Linked DNA regions of Homo sapiens: regions 1 and 2 are each linked to region 3. Evidence: chromatin contacts called from ENCODE Hi-C data. All regions are on one chromosome and are shown on one strand. The core of a region is the stretch at or near the end of the contact, and the rest is flanking DNA. Distances in the headings are between cores, read along the strand shown. Region 1 holds the start of BBS12 (Bardet-Biedl syndrome 12). Region 2 holds the start of SPRY1 (sprouty RTK signaling antagonist 1). Region 3 holds the start of PDE5A (phosphodiesterase 5A).

Region 1 (4,350 bases), core at 1,451-3,950, 3.1 Mb after region 3:
CAGAGGTATTAAGTGCTCACTATAGAGTCAAACTTACAGGGAAATATGGGTGATGTAAGTGCTATTTTGAATTTTCTTTATAACTAAAAGAAGAAAATTAGCAAATAATGTTTCCAGACAGTTCTATTTAATACTTTATGTATTTGAGTAACTGACTAAAAAGCAAATGTTCATCAGGTTTTTTTGGGTTGCACAAAAGGAAAATATAAGTTTTGTTTGCCAAATTCATTTGGATGTGAAGCCAACTTCATCAAACTTTAAAATTCTAAGTCTTTGTGACCTAAGGTTCTCAAAAGAGCAGCTAGAATCAATACTGTTCTTGGATTAATGGCTCAAAGAAGTCATTATGTTTTGTTTCTTGATGCTGTAGATTTAACATCATATTGGTAGAGATGTGTAACTTCTTACATGGATTAGACATCAAGAAGCCAATGTGTACATATAAACTAAAAACTGAAAATGAATACATTCAGATATTAAATTATAAAACTGCATAACAAATACAAATTTGTTAATTTTCCACAAGGACTAAAACAACGCTATTAATAACGAGTAGTCTTTTTCATCACTCTCAAAACATCTTCCTCGTTTATTTCTCCATCTCTATCATGATCAGCTTCATCAAGCATTTCCTGTAAAACAAAATGTAAATATATGAAATACATTTAAAATGACATAAATGAAGTCAAACACATATTCAAAACCAAATTTTATTTTAAATGCATAAGTGCAACTAAAGTTAGAATTATAATCCTAAATTATCACATAAGTTATAATTACATATAAATTATAATTATAAAAATAAGCAAAATCTACCTGAAGTTCATCATGTTAAATTTTCCCCTGGTTTCTTAGCAAACCTCTTGATACCGGTTAGTATTATACTTCCAGTATCATCATCATCAAATAATTTGAAAGTCTTCAATATTTCTTCTTTTTCATCTTTTTTACTCTTTTAAAAAAGAAGCAACTATCCAGTCTTTCATTTATTTATTTTATCAAGCTGGACTTAATTAGATCTTTGGGGTCTAAAGCAGCAATGTGCCAAGTAGCTGTGTTCTGATTTTATTTATTGGTCTTTTAACAATTATGTACTCACACCTGCCCTCAAGGTGCTTAAAGGTAGAGCTTGCTAAGGTGGAGAAGGCACAGGGTGGTCCAGAATGCATCTCTTATTAAACCTCATAATTCAGATCCGTTACCAAAAATGTAAGCTTCAAAATGGAAGGTTGTATCTTTCAATGCTCCTTAGAATAGTGCCTGGCAAAAATAGGCATTCAATATATGTTGCTGAATTAAAGGCTTCCAAATTCTGGCCCCATTCTCTCTATCCTGCAATATAGCCTCATTATTTCCTGACAAAAACCTCTTCTCCACATCATAGTCTTCTCATTACTACCCTGAAAACATATTTAATCTTGCTCTTCCTATCTCCCATCCTTAAAAACCTAGTTCTAATTGCTTCTCTATAAAACTTCTGATTGCTCCAGCCCTAAAATGTAGCAGGTTATTGCTAGTATTTCTTTGAAAAATAAAATCATAACTATATCATTTTTATACTCATAATGGCAAAAAAAAATCTTCAAAACTAATGGTGCCAATTCCTTCTTTATCAACTTCAGCTACCATTTTTTAAATTTCTTCTTTCTTTGGTTCAAATCCTAAGGCCCACACTGCAATCTGAAATAGGAAGAAAAGGAATTATAATATGCCATGATTTCTTTCTAAGCTTTTTAACTCCCTATTAAGAGCTTCTCTCTTTTCTATTATGGACTGAGCATAAACAGAAAATTAGGTCAGCAGGCCTGTGTTTCAGTCCTACTGTGCCATCATGTACATCACTGTTACACCCTGGGCTTTTGCCTACTCATTTATAAAACACAATTAAAATGCTTAACAAGATATCGTTTTGCTAATGCAGGGCAGGCATATGCACTGAAGAGACTTTATATTAAGCTTTCAGAAGACTACTTTTAAAGAAAGCCTTAAAGATTGCCACAAATAATATGGTTTTTAAAATGATTTAGAATTAGAAATAATTTCAGAACCTTCTTTTACATCGATGGTTCCAGACCCATCAATATCAAATAAATTAAAGGCGTCTTTAATTTCTTGCTTTTGGGATTCATTCAGTTCAATTTTTGCTGCTCTTTTCTTCCATTGGTCTGAACTTGTATGGTAGTTAGATGCCTGTAATACACACACATATGGGTGAAAGATAAATTATATAACTGGAATAGTTAGCAGAACCAGAATAATTGATGATAAACTATATTAAAGTACCTATTTCCTACTATAAAATGAATCTCAACAGGAGTAAGGAAGGAGTGCAGTTGCTGCCAGGGGCAGCCTTCCTTGCTCTGGCGGAAAAACTTCGGCCCCGGCCCCAGCAGAAGGTTACAGCTTCACACTCACCAGGTCCCCAGCCGGCAGCCGGCGCTCTCAGCCGGGACCTCCCGGCGTCACCTCCCGCAGCCCCGCCCAACCCAAGTCTTCACAGCTCACTGGCGGTTGCTAAGGCCGCTCTCACCGACCTCTCTCAGCCCCGCCCACCCAGCCTGAGTTATTGACATCCAGTTCATCCAATGGACAGAAAAAAAGGCCTTTAAACCAGCCCTTTCTCTCTACTCCCTACCAATAGCGTGACGTCCCCGCCTTTCGCAGCCCGGCGTTAAGCGGAACTTCTCTCTCCAGCTGTGTCTCTTAGCAACTAAGCCCCCGGCTCCTCCAGAAGCCCCTCTTCGCACATGCGCAAACTGCGGACGGGGAACTGGGCTCCCTAGCCCTGGCGTTTTTGGTGTTGCTGTCCCAGCCAGAATCGCGTCTGGCCGGTGGGAAGCCGGGAACTCCAGCCCCCTGTAGGAGAGGAGAAAGGAGCGAGGTTAGTAGTGAGGTGCTTCCGCTGACTGCTAAGCTAAGTCTTTCCTGAAGACGTGGGAGCCCGTGTGTTTGATTTTTCTGTCCTCTTCGGGCCAGGGAAAGAATGAGAATCTAGGGCCTGGAGGTCCTGGGGTGAATTGGTCCAGCATGTGGCTAGGAGTACTAGAGGAAGAGGGGACTGCCCTTTCTTTTTGCCGCTAGACTTTCCTCATTTTCTACAGTGCCTGGAGCTGGGCCTTCAGCCATTTACCTCCTCCCTGTTTTGGGCAGGGATTCTGGCATGGTAGACACCAGAATTCTGTATAGCAGTGGCATGGGGTAACAGTGTCGTTGGAGGGACGTGGGTATTGGGATAAGCATGGGTCTTGGGATGTATTTAAAGCTTCACTACATACATAGATAAACGTTTTTACATGTTTCGTGTAGCATTTGTTTACGAGGTAGGACTTTGGCCCCACCCATAATTACTATCGGACCCCGCCCTCCAACCCCAACACACACACACACACACACACACACACACACACACACACACACACACATCCAGCCATTTCCTTGGCCCAGTCCTAAGATTTGGCCAGTTGTCAACGATATCAACTTGATCTGCACTTCAGAGTCAGACACAGGTAGTCTGATTATCCAGTTGATTCAGTAACGGCCTAGATTTAGATACTTGTGAAACTTTTGTAAACCAACTCAATCTCTTGTCCAGAGGGCCAGATTTACTGCTTCTGCCCGTTCTGAATTTGGCCAGGAATCAGCTTAAAGGACAGGGGAGAAAGACTGAGGTAGGATGGACCACTGACTTCCTGGTGGGAATGAAGGAATGAGAGAATCTTAAAACTTCTAACCTTTAATTGCTCACACATGCGGACCCCTTTTATGCCTCCTACAATGTCTTCTCTAGAGGAAATATTTTCTAAAAATTATACTGGATTCTTCAAAAATGGATTCAGGAAGAATACTAACTTTAGTCTTTTTTTTTTTTTTTTTTTTTTTGTCTCACTTATCTTCCTGAAGGCAGGAGAGGAAAACAAGTGCAAAGTGCATTCTTGAAGCACTCTGTCAAATCACTTTTCATGCTTCATTGAGTAGAAACATGGCACATTTTCCAAAGCCATCAGCCTGTCTTGTTCATATTATATCCCAGACAGACACGCAAGTATTGTAATCATTGATAAAAATCTCATTAGGCTTCTGGAAAATAGGTAAGTTTATCCTCATATTGCAGGTGATTTTTCCATATAAAGTTACCCAGTGAAAATTAAAATGGCACAAATCCAAGATAATTTTTGAGTTAAGTAAAATGTGGTCACTTTAATATATGATTTTTCACGTCATTTATCTCACTTGGAAAGTTGCTCTTGATCAGTTTCAAGGTCATACACTTTTTTTTTTTTGAGACCGAGTCCTGCTCTGTCGCCCAGGCTGGAGTGCAGTGGCTCAATCCCGGCTCACTGCAAGCTCCAC
Region 2 (4,449 bases), core at 616-3,115, 3.8 Mb after region 3:
CATTTATTTGTAATGTAATATTTAGAGAAAAACATATTAATGCATTTTAGTGCTAAATGACATGGAGGGTTATTGATCAACTCTGTACAGCATATTTAATTTCTTAATACAACATGACCCATGGTGATGGTGTTTTAGATAAAAATCTCATGGATTTGATTATTATAATTTAAAAATACTTGATCTAATGAAAATTATTTTAATACATTTCTGGTTGAAATAGAGTGTATTTGCAATAGAAATCTTTCAAATATATTTTGTAGGATTTATGAAGGTAGAATGTTCAGTGCTCCCTCTCCAGGTTTTATCATATTGGTGAACTGACCTCTCAGCTCACAACTGTGGTAATAGTTTTGAAGAACCAAATAAGATACTCTGATAGGATAGTCTATTTTTGATTTGTCTATTCCAAATACATTCACAAGAAACCTATCCATCACTAGTAAAATTTCATTACATCCCCAAATCTAATGAGATCTATGAAAAAAATACAATGAAATCAATTTTATTCTTTTAAATAGCCTATTTTAATACAATTCATAATATTAAGAGTGAATATGTAGCTTTTTGGCTTGATTCTTATTCTATGCTATTTTCTAATGATGCTTTTTTATTGTTATTCATGTTCTTAACAATGCTCTGTGTTCTTCAGAGGCAATTCCAAACACAACTTTAATTTTTGAAAGTGCTCAGACATTTGAAAGTCCTGTGTGTGTGCGTGTGTGTTATGTATGTATATATTTATAGTTTCAACAGAACCACTTGCTATTGTAAATGAGACTAAAAATGTACTTTGAACTAAAAATTTCCATACTTATATGTTTATATGATTTAGATTCTAGAGTTTTGTTATTGTTTGCTTTGTTTTGCCAGACTTTAAGCTACTCCTGATATATAGTACCTGGAAAAATATTTCCTTTCCACTAAGTTTTTGGTCTTTAGGTGGCTTTTAAAAGTTTCTACGGAACCTTCAATTCCACAAAAAGTTATCCTCACTGCAGCATGAAAAGGCACAACTTTGATAATAAATGCCTAAAATCCCATAGTTTGTAAGAAAGTAGAAATCAAGTTTCCTACTTAAAGTGTTTTTTTTCCAGTCATATCAGCTATTACTAAGAATTATAAAACTTCTTGATAAATTTTTTCTATTCTAATTAATTGACTTTTAGCTAATTAAAAAATATACGGGTTTGTATTTTTTGCAAAATTATACAACTATATTACAAAATTGAAAGAATTTGGTTTTTTCTCCATGTGCTTGATTTTTGGGAAATCATATAACAAGCCAAGGTAAAGCAATTATTTAAAAAACCCACAGCAGAAAATTTCACCTTTATTACATATGCTTATATTACATTTGCAGTAAGGAGTGCCACCTTTTGAACTTTAGGTTTCACATATTCTGAACTTTGTTGTAAATAGGAACTGTAATGTTATATAATCATCTTTTTGTGTCAATATACGTTTTCCCTCTAGTTGGTCAGAAGTGATGGCTTGGCATACAACTTTTTTCATTTTCTTTTATTCTTCACAATTCTTTTCTAATTCAACTTAAGAGTAGAGTCCACCAATCCTTTTAATTGAGATCGACAACTGAAGATTGCTAACTAAATCCGAATGTATTCCTCTATGACAAACTGCATTTGCAGAATTTTTAGAGGCACTCCCGAAGTTTTAAGAGGATGTTTATTACACGAGTCTGTAGGGCAACATTTCCAAGTTGGTACACATAAACGAAAGAGGAAACGATAGTTAAGGAAATCCTGTTCCAGGTTTTCGGGCAGCCCGAGTGATTGACACATGATATCACCGGAGGCGTGTCCTGGAGTGGAGGTGGAGGTGGAGGCAAGGAGCTGAAATTCTGCGTAGCCGGAGTGAGACCGCTCTGCAAACCACTGCGTGCTTTGCAGAGTGATTATCAGCACAGTTCCCTGCCCTGGATAAGGAACAGCTACAGTCGCTGTTAAATGTGCCTGAAAAGCAATTTGCAATCTTTGCATTAGGTAAGTACCGTTTCCTTCCGTAGACATTTTAGGAAAGATAAGGTGAGAAATGTTGACTTTTGCAAGGAACTGAACATTTATTTATTTGAACTTGCTTTCCAGCTAAGGTTACTGGTTGCATTTCAAAACACCGGTAGCATTCCCACTGCTAAAACTAATGCTCTTAAAGTAAATGCTACCGCTAAAAGAAAAAGCAGGGTCCCTTTCACCTTTCCTTAACCGAACAGTAGACGTTTAAAGTCTGAAACGATCGAATTTGTGAAACACAGAGCCGTTAATGCCTTTATGCGAAGAGGGGCTAGCACTCGGTGTGTGGACCAAATGCGTGTTTGTTTAGGCATTGTTGGCGACCGAATCCCGAGTGAAGCATTGGTTTAAAACCTGAATTTCCCGTCTCTGTGTATTGATTCCTAACGCGCAGAGGCGTTGCTTGAACGTTGTTTGAACTCCTAGGCATTCCAGGGGGCAAAAGCACCTCGGCAAAAACGTGCAGGACTGCATGTTACTTTGGTTCGCGGCTGACACGCCGACTGTGCGCCGGCCTGTCAATCACCGGGAGCAGCAACAGGGAGCACATGGCAACGGGCTGCGGGCGAGCTGGCCAGCGGCCCGCCCGGGGTCCCAGCCCTTCGAAGAAAGGGACATTCACGAGCTTCTATCTCTAATTCTCTGTCGCAGGCATTTCGGCCGTGGAACCCCAGGCTCGGAGGACTGGGTGTGAGCGCTGCCCGGGAGAGGCTGACCTGCCGGGACCGGAGTGCCCGGGGACGCTGTGCCCCCACTTGCCCAACGTGCGGAATCGGCTAAGCGCGTCGGCCTGCGCGGGGCACAAGGGACGACGCCCGCCTTTCTCTCTCCGAGAAGGATCCCCAAACCTCACTCTCTTCACTCCTCCCCGCTAAAAAAAAAAAAAAAAAGAAAAGGGTAAAAAAATCCCCCTCCCCCTCCCGGCCGCGGCAGCCTCTGCCTGGCAGGCGCGTGCTCCGAGGTTTCGCCGGGGTACTGCGCGGCTCCGTGACCCACCCGCCGACGGCGGTTCGGGCCCCGACCCGGGCGCTGCGGAGTCTCGAACGCCCGTGACGTGGATTTTTCGCTCGTCAGGAAGCCGCCATCCCTTCCTTCGTTCCTTGCGAGGAGCGACTAGAACCCGAGTTCTCTGAGCACACCGTGCCGTCAGCTGGCCCGTCACGCACTCGACTCCGCCACTCCCCTACTTGTTTTTCTGAGACTTGGGAAGCCTTCCTGAAAGGATTTGTAAAAACTGGTTCTTGGAAAGGGGCTGCAGAAGACCTCCCGAGGTGGATGTTACTGAGCCGCCCGGCGAGCACCAGCCGTGACAGGTCCGGGCCCGGCCGCGCGGAGCCGCGGGAGAACTGCCCTCCGCAGCCGGAAGGGGGCCGCGGGGAGCGCTCCTGGCCGGTGGCGGCGGGGGCGGGGGAGGCCGCGAGCCGAGGCGCTCCAACTCCGGCGATGCCGCCTCGCCCTCCCCGCCGCGGTTGATGCGGCACGTGCACGCCGCCGCCCGCACCAGGACCTGGGCCGGGTCGCACGGCTTGGCCCCCGGCCACCGCTTCGGCCTAGGTGAGTGTGTGCGGCGGCCGCCCTCGGCCCGCTGGGCTGTAGGCGCGCGGGCGGGGCTCGCTCGGCGCGGCAGGTGCGGACTCGGCGGCGCTGCTGCCCGAGCCAGGACTCCGGGAGAGGAGGGGAGGGGAGGGACGACCTCGCTCGGCGCGGCCCCTCCCGCCGCTCCCTGCCCCCTGGGGGCCGCGGCTTCTGGGGGCTCAAGGTTGGGTGGCGGGGTGGGCGACGGTCTGCGGCTGCGGAACGTAACAGGACAGGGTCTCCTCCATCCCCGATTACCCGGAGCGGCGGCGCGGTGGCCCAGGTTGTCCTCTCGGAGAGCCCTTCACGCCCAAGGGGGATTTCAGGCGGCTCTGGGGATGTCCCCGGAGGCCCTCTTTGGAGGAGTGTGCCTCAAGCAGGGGGACGACAAAGGCTGTGTGTGTGCGTGTGTGTGTGTAGGCACATCCCCGGAATTCGCCGATTACCCCCTCGATAGAATTAGGCAGCCCCAAAGCCAGCCGCAACTTTCTTCTGGTTTGGAGCACAGTGCAAAGACAGGGGAAGGGAGAGGGCACTGCCACTTTAAAAGTGGGGAAGTCGGCTGGGCGCGGTGGCTCACGCCTGTAATCCCAGCACTTGGGGGGGCCGAGGCGCGCTGATCACCTGAGGTCAGGAGTTCGAGACCAGCCCGACCAACTGATGAAACCCCGTCTTTACTAAAAATGCAAAAATTAGCCGGCCGTGGTGACGCGCGACTGTAGTCACAGCTACTCGAGAGACTGAGGCGGGAGACCCGCTTGAACCCGGGAGGCGGAGGTTGCAGTGAGCCAAGGTCGCGCCACTGCACTCCAGCCTGGGAGACAAAGTGAGACTCCGGCTCAAA
Region 3 (4,717 bases), core at 1,218-3,717:
TTCTGAAAATGCAGTGTTCCTATCTATGACTAGTCAAAAACGACCAACAAGCCATCCCTAGTTTACATCTTTAAAAGAAAAATAGGGAACGAAGAAAGGACATTTATGCTGATTTATTAAACAATAACTTTTTTTCTTTAAACTGTTTATAATCTGCCTAAAGAACAGGTCCAATACATACTTTTAAAAATCGGCCTGGTTCTCTGGCCCCCTGATCATTCTATGCGCTGTAATTCAAGGAGAGCAGAAGGCTGGGAATGCGCAGAGTGAAAGGAAAGTGGGTGCAGATGGCCTCAGAGGGGCAGGTGACCCCTGAAAACTGTTAGTCGACAGCAACCGATCATTCTAGACCTCCATGGCCTTAGTGTCTCACGCTAAACTCGCAAAAAAGTGCCCTTTCAGGGCTATCCTCTGGGCGCTCAAGATTTAGGATTTTGAAGGAAGAAGGTGAAAGCGGGGGAAGACGATTTTAAAAGAAGGGCTGGGTTATTAAATTGAAAAGATTAATCCCGGAGCCTTCCCCTCTGTCAAAAAACCCTGAAAGTGACTAAATTGACACCAACTCTGGATGTTCCTTAGGAAAAAAACAAAACAAAACAAAACAAAACAAGATTAAAAAGGGCCCAATTTAAGACCCTTATTAATACATCTGCAAGAGAGCAAAGAATAACAACAACAACAAAAGTTATACAGTCAATTTTCAATGATACATCGTCCCACTGGTGCCACCGGGGCGCCACCACCCAGCACCCGAGACCCGCCGCGCCCCCGGAAAAAGTGGGAAGGGACGTAGGGGGATGCTGAAGGAAGTACCTTGTTTTGTCTCCAAAGGGCAACATAGCAAACGTGGGAAGTTCGTTTTCGAACTCCGCCGATCCTGGACTCCAGGAGGCTCCGTAGGGGCAACAACGCGCGCAGGTGAGGTGAGGTGAGGTCGGCGACTCAGAACCAGCTCCCTCACGGCCCCGGCCTCCGCGCCGCCGCCCGTCGCCTCCCGCTCGCCCCGCGCTGCGCCGCCCCCTGGCGGGGAGCGACCGGCAGAGCCGCGGCCGCGCGCCGGCGAGTGGGACCCGGGCGTCGAACCCGGGCGGGCTCCTCGACCATCACTGCCGGGCGTGTGTCACCCTCCCGGCCAAGACGGCCAGCACCCGCTGCCCGACGGCCGCTGCCCAGAGCAGGCGGCAGCGGGGCACGGACTCTTTCTGCAAAGGGGCGCGTCCTGGAGTCCACGCACCCCGACTATGCATCAATTCCTCAGGCTTCGGGGCACCCGCCCGCCAAGCACTCTCTGCTCCACTCTTCTTGTCCCTCTGCTCCCAGTCTCAATTCCTCCCCAACTCTCCCGCGAGCGTTTCCCACGAGCGCCCCGACTGCCCGCTGCGCAGCCGCCTCCAAAAGGACAGGCTCCCTCCTCCCCGCCCTCCGCAAGGGCCGCCCCGGCGCTTGGCTCTGGACCAGAAAGAGCTGGCCTCTGGGGTCTGCGCTGCCCCTTGGGGTCCGCTCCAGGCGGCGCCTCCCCTGCGCCCTTTGTGTGCACGCCGCAAACCCCTCTGCAGAGCTCTACTTTTGGCGGCACAGCCTTCGGCGGAAAAGCGAGTGAAAGGAGGCGCGCGGGACAAGCAGGAGACTGGAAGGGGGGAAAAGGCAACCGCACTCACTTTGGCAAGGTTCCGTCATGTTGCCTTTGGGCTGTCCCGTGGACTCGTCCCTCACCCCAGCTTCCCCGCCCAGCCAGGGCCAGGGCGAGGGGGGACGGGGGAGGAGCGGAGCCATCAAGACCGACTTGGAAATGGTGCTTCCGGAGCTGCAGGGAAGGGGCTCAGAAACTGTTTGGGTTTTGCTGATTGGATTTTGGGGAACCAGAGGGCTAGAGAGGGGCTAGGGGAAGGCCCGTGAGCACGGATGTATGAAAATAATCATGTTCCCGGGGAATACCAAGAGGGTCGGGGGTGAGGGTGGGAGGTCGGCAAGTACATTTTTGTATTTGAACTTTGTGAGCAAGTTGTATCAAATCCGACACTTGAGTTTTTCGACTGTGCTCGCTTAGAGTTGAGGTTTCTACCTCGTAACAGGACCGAGGACCTACTTCAAAAGCAAAGGGCCTGGGAACAGGGGTGAACGAAGGGCACAATTCAACAGGGGAGAGAAATCAGCCCCGGGTCTTCCGTGGGTCCTCTTCTTACCTGGTGGCTTTTCTAACAAAGTATGAGAAGGTAAAGTCCCAGTGATCGTCCAGCCATGCTTCGACCGAGTCCTGATCCCTCTGCTGCTGCTTCTGCTGCTGGGGCTGCTGCTGCTGTCGCTGCTGCCCGAAGCTGGGGCCGGCCCGCTCCATGGTTGGCACCGCGCGCCTCGGAGGCTCTCTGGTACTGCTTTTCCACCCCAGCTGGGGTCCGTCCCTCAGAAGAACAGGACTCGGCCTCGAGACCCTCCCCCTTCGTCCTGCTCCAGTCGGGCCGGCTTTCGACAAAGCGGCCGGAGCGCCAGGCCAGCCTCCTGCCCCGCCCCGCCCCGCGCGGTTCTACGGGCGCCCAGGTGTGGTGGGCGGGGCCAGGCGCAGCTGCTGCGCCCCCCCCACCCGGGGTCCGGCAGTGTTCCGCTCTCGCAGGCTCTTCAGTCCCCTGGTTCCCAGGAGGCGGCGGCGGCGGCGGCAGCGGCAGCGCCCGGCGAGCTCTCCGGAAGCCAAGTGGCGGCGGCTGGAAGGAGGCCGCGCGGCCGCTGGGGTGCGCTGTGTGCCAAGCCGACTTCTGGGGAGCGCGCTAGGTGACTGGGTGTGTTCTCAGAGTGCCCCAGGGAGGGAAGGTCGCGATGTGGGAAGTTTTGCCCGAAAGTAAGAGATGATGAGACCCTGGGCCCTTTTCCTGGGGCCTGGGAGTGCAATGACCTTCCCGCCTAGCTTTTCCCTAGCCCTACGCTTGGGTCTGGGAGGAGCGGGACCGACCTCCTTCAGAGCCCAGCCCGCTCAGTGACTTAAAGCGGTCCAGCCACGGACCACTGCGGGTGGAGAGAGCTGGGGCGTGTGCTAGCAAGAGAGATTTGCAGGTGTAGGTGGGTAACTTGCAACAAAGCCATACCCGTGCTTAATGTTAATGATAACAGCAATAATTATAACTTAAGTGCCTTTAACCATTGCCTCAAACTTCCCTTATGCATAACTGGAAAAAGATTTACTTGGAAAAGAAAAAGCAAACAAATAATTTCCAATGCTTTGTGCATGAAGTTAGAAAACAAGGGCACCTCTGTACAATTAGGTTAATCCGAGAGCACTGGCGCAACCCAGGTGCAGTCGAGGGCAACCAGTTATCCCAATTTTAAATTAATGCATCATTTTAATTAAATTGGAATTAACACTCCCTCAAAAGTATCCATTAAAAATGGCTCAGCCTTTTTGTCCAATCCCTATCTTGCTTCTTTAAAAAAGGAATTGGTGTCATCCTTTGCTTTGTCTGCATCCCCATCTTCCTGTCATGCATTGGCAGTTTTAATATGGCATTTTGCAATGACCTATATTTTTTGGTAGAATTAAATCTGGAATTATGGGTTGCACAATGTGTGAATGACACCATTAGCAGTGATATAAAAAAAAATGAGTTAGCTGATATACTTCTGACAACTTCCTTCTAAATACTCTTGGCAAGAATTTAAGGCATTATTCACTACATAGAAACACATCATTAAATTGATAATCTGAGAACTTTTAAAAGTATCTTCTAGTCCCCCAATGCAATGGTTTATCTTTCCTTCATTGAGTAATTGACCTTTTGCGACTTCAGTTTTTCTGAAACTTTACTGCTGTATGCAGGTAGCCACAACCAAAGAAAAGCAATCAAAGCAGTAGAGTATGAACTAATGGGTGATAAATTATATTGGATTTAGAAATGAGAATTCTCTCCTAATGTGTTACTATGATAGTGATTATAGTGCTCATGGAATACAGTCATGCGTCACCGAACAACAGGATACATTCTGAGAAATGTATCCTTAGGCAATTTCATCCTTCTCTGAACATCACAGTGTACTAACACAAAATAGATGGCTCAGCCTACTACACACTTAGGCTATTGCTCCTAGACCACAAATCTATACAGCATATTACTGTACTGAATACTGTAGGCAATTGTAATGCAATGATATTTGTGTGTCTAAACATATCTAAACATAGAAAAGGTACAGTAAAAATATAGTATTATCTTATGGGACTCATATATGTGGTCTGTCGTTGACTGAAAAGTGGCACATTACTGTGGAAAGTTTCTCCTCAGTACAGTTTTTTCTTGTGGAAATCCATGCATTCCTCCTAACAGGAGATCAATCGTAATTTAAAACTCTGCTTATCTACTAAAGATGCAGTGAATTTGGGGCTTGAATTATTTGCTTTTGTTGGATACTTGATTAAATAAACACGTATAATCATTTCAATGTTTGTATTCCCTCCAAAATTCATGTTGAAACTTAATCCCTAATTCAACAGTATTAAGAGGAGGTGCCTTTAAGTGGTGATTAGACCATTAGGGCTCTGCCTTTGTGAATGCATTAGTGCCTTTTTAAAAAAAGGCCCAAAGGAGACAGTTGGCCCCTTCTATTCTTTCCACTATGTGAAGACACAGCACTGACCCTTGCTGAGGATGCAGCAACAAGGTGCCATTTTGTAAGCAAAGAGCAGCCCTCACCAGTTGCCAAATCTGCTGGCACTTTGATTTTGGAGTTTCCAGCCTCC

What was found. A loop is a pair of places that touch in the nucleus more often than their neighbours do. Pooled maps may share reads with other maps.
Region 1: a map of CD8-positive, alpha-beta T cell shows a loop between it and region 3 (5-fold over the local background). The contact joins the promoter of BBS12 here to the promoter of PDE5A in region 3. A Hi-C loop is called at or near these places in 3 of 168 maps with a recorded cell type or tissue (CD4-positive, alpha-beta memory T cell, CD8-positive, alpha-beta T cell and naive thymus-derived CD4-positive, alpha-beta T cell) and 7 of 50 pooled maps.
Region 2: a map of CD4-positive, alpha-beta memory T cell shows a loop between it and region 3 (12-fold over the local background). The contact joins the promoter of SPRY1 here to the promoter of PDE5A in region 3. A Hi-C loop is called at or near these places in 2 of 168 maps with a recorded cell type or tissue (CD4-positive, alpha-beta memory T cell and naive thymus-derived CD4-positive, alpha-beta T cell) and 5 of 50 pooled maps.

Annotation. Positions count from the first base shown.
Region 1 is chr4:122,730,004-122,734,353 of GRCh38, forward strand. BBS12 (Bardet-Biedl syndrome 12) reads left to right here and starts at 2,701. Exons shown (of 2, transcript NM_152618.3): 1 at 2,701-2,881. It also overlaps the pseudogene CETN4P. RefSeq lists a silencer at 2,371-2,590 and an enhancer at 2,951-3,160.
Region 2 is chr4:123,394,930-123,399,378 of GRCh38, forward strand. SPRY1 (sprouty RTK signaling antagonist 1) reads left to right here and starts at 1,866. Exons shown (of 3, transcript NM_001258038.2): 1 at 1,866-2,003; 2 at 2,682-2,927. RefSeq lists a silencer at 3,301-3,850.
Region 3 is chr4:119,626,337-119,631,053 of GRCh38, forward strand. PDE5A (phosphodiesterase 5A) reads right to left here and starts at 2,468. Exons shown (of 21, transcript NM_001083.4): 1 at 2,184-2,468. The coding sequence starts at 2,335. It overlaps LOC107986192 (a long non-coding RNA gene), which reads left to right and starts at 1,454. Exons shown (of 1, transcript NR_165235.1): 1 at 1,454-4,419. RefSeq lists silencers at 902-1,181, 2,402-2,801 and an enhancer at 1,312-1,361.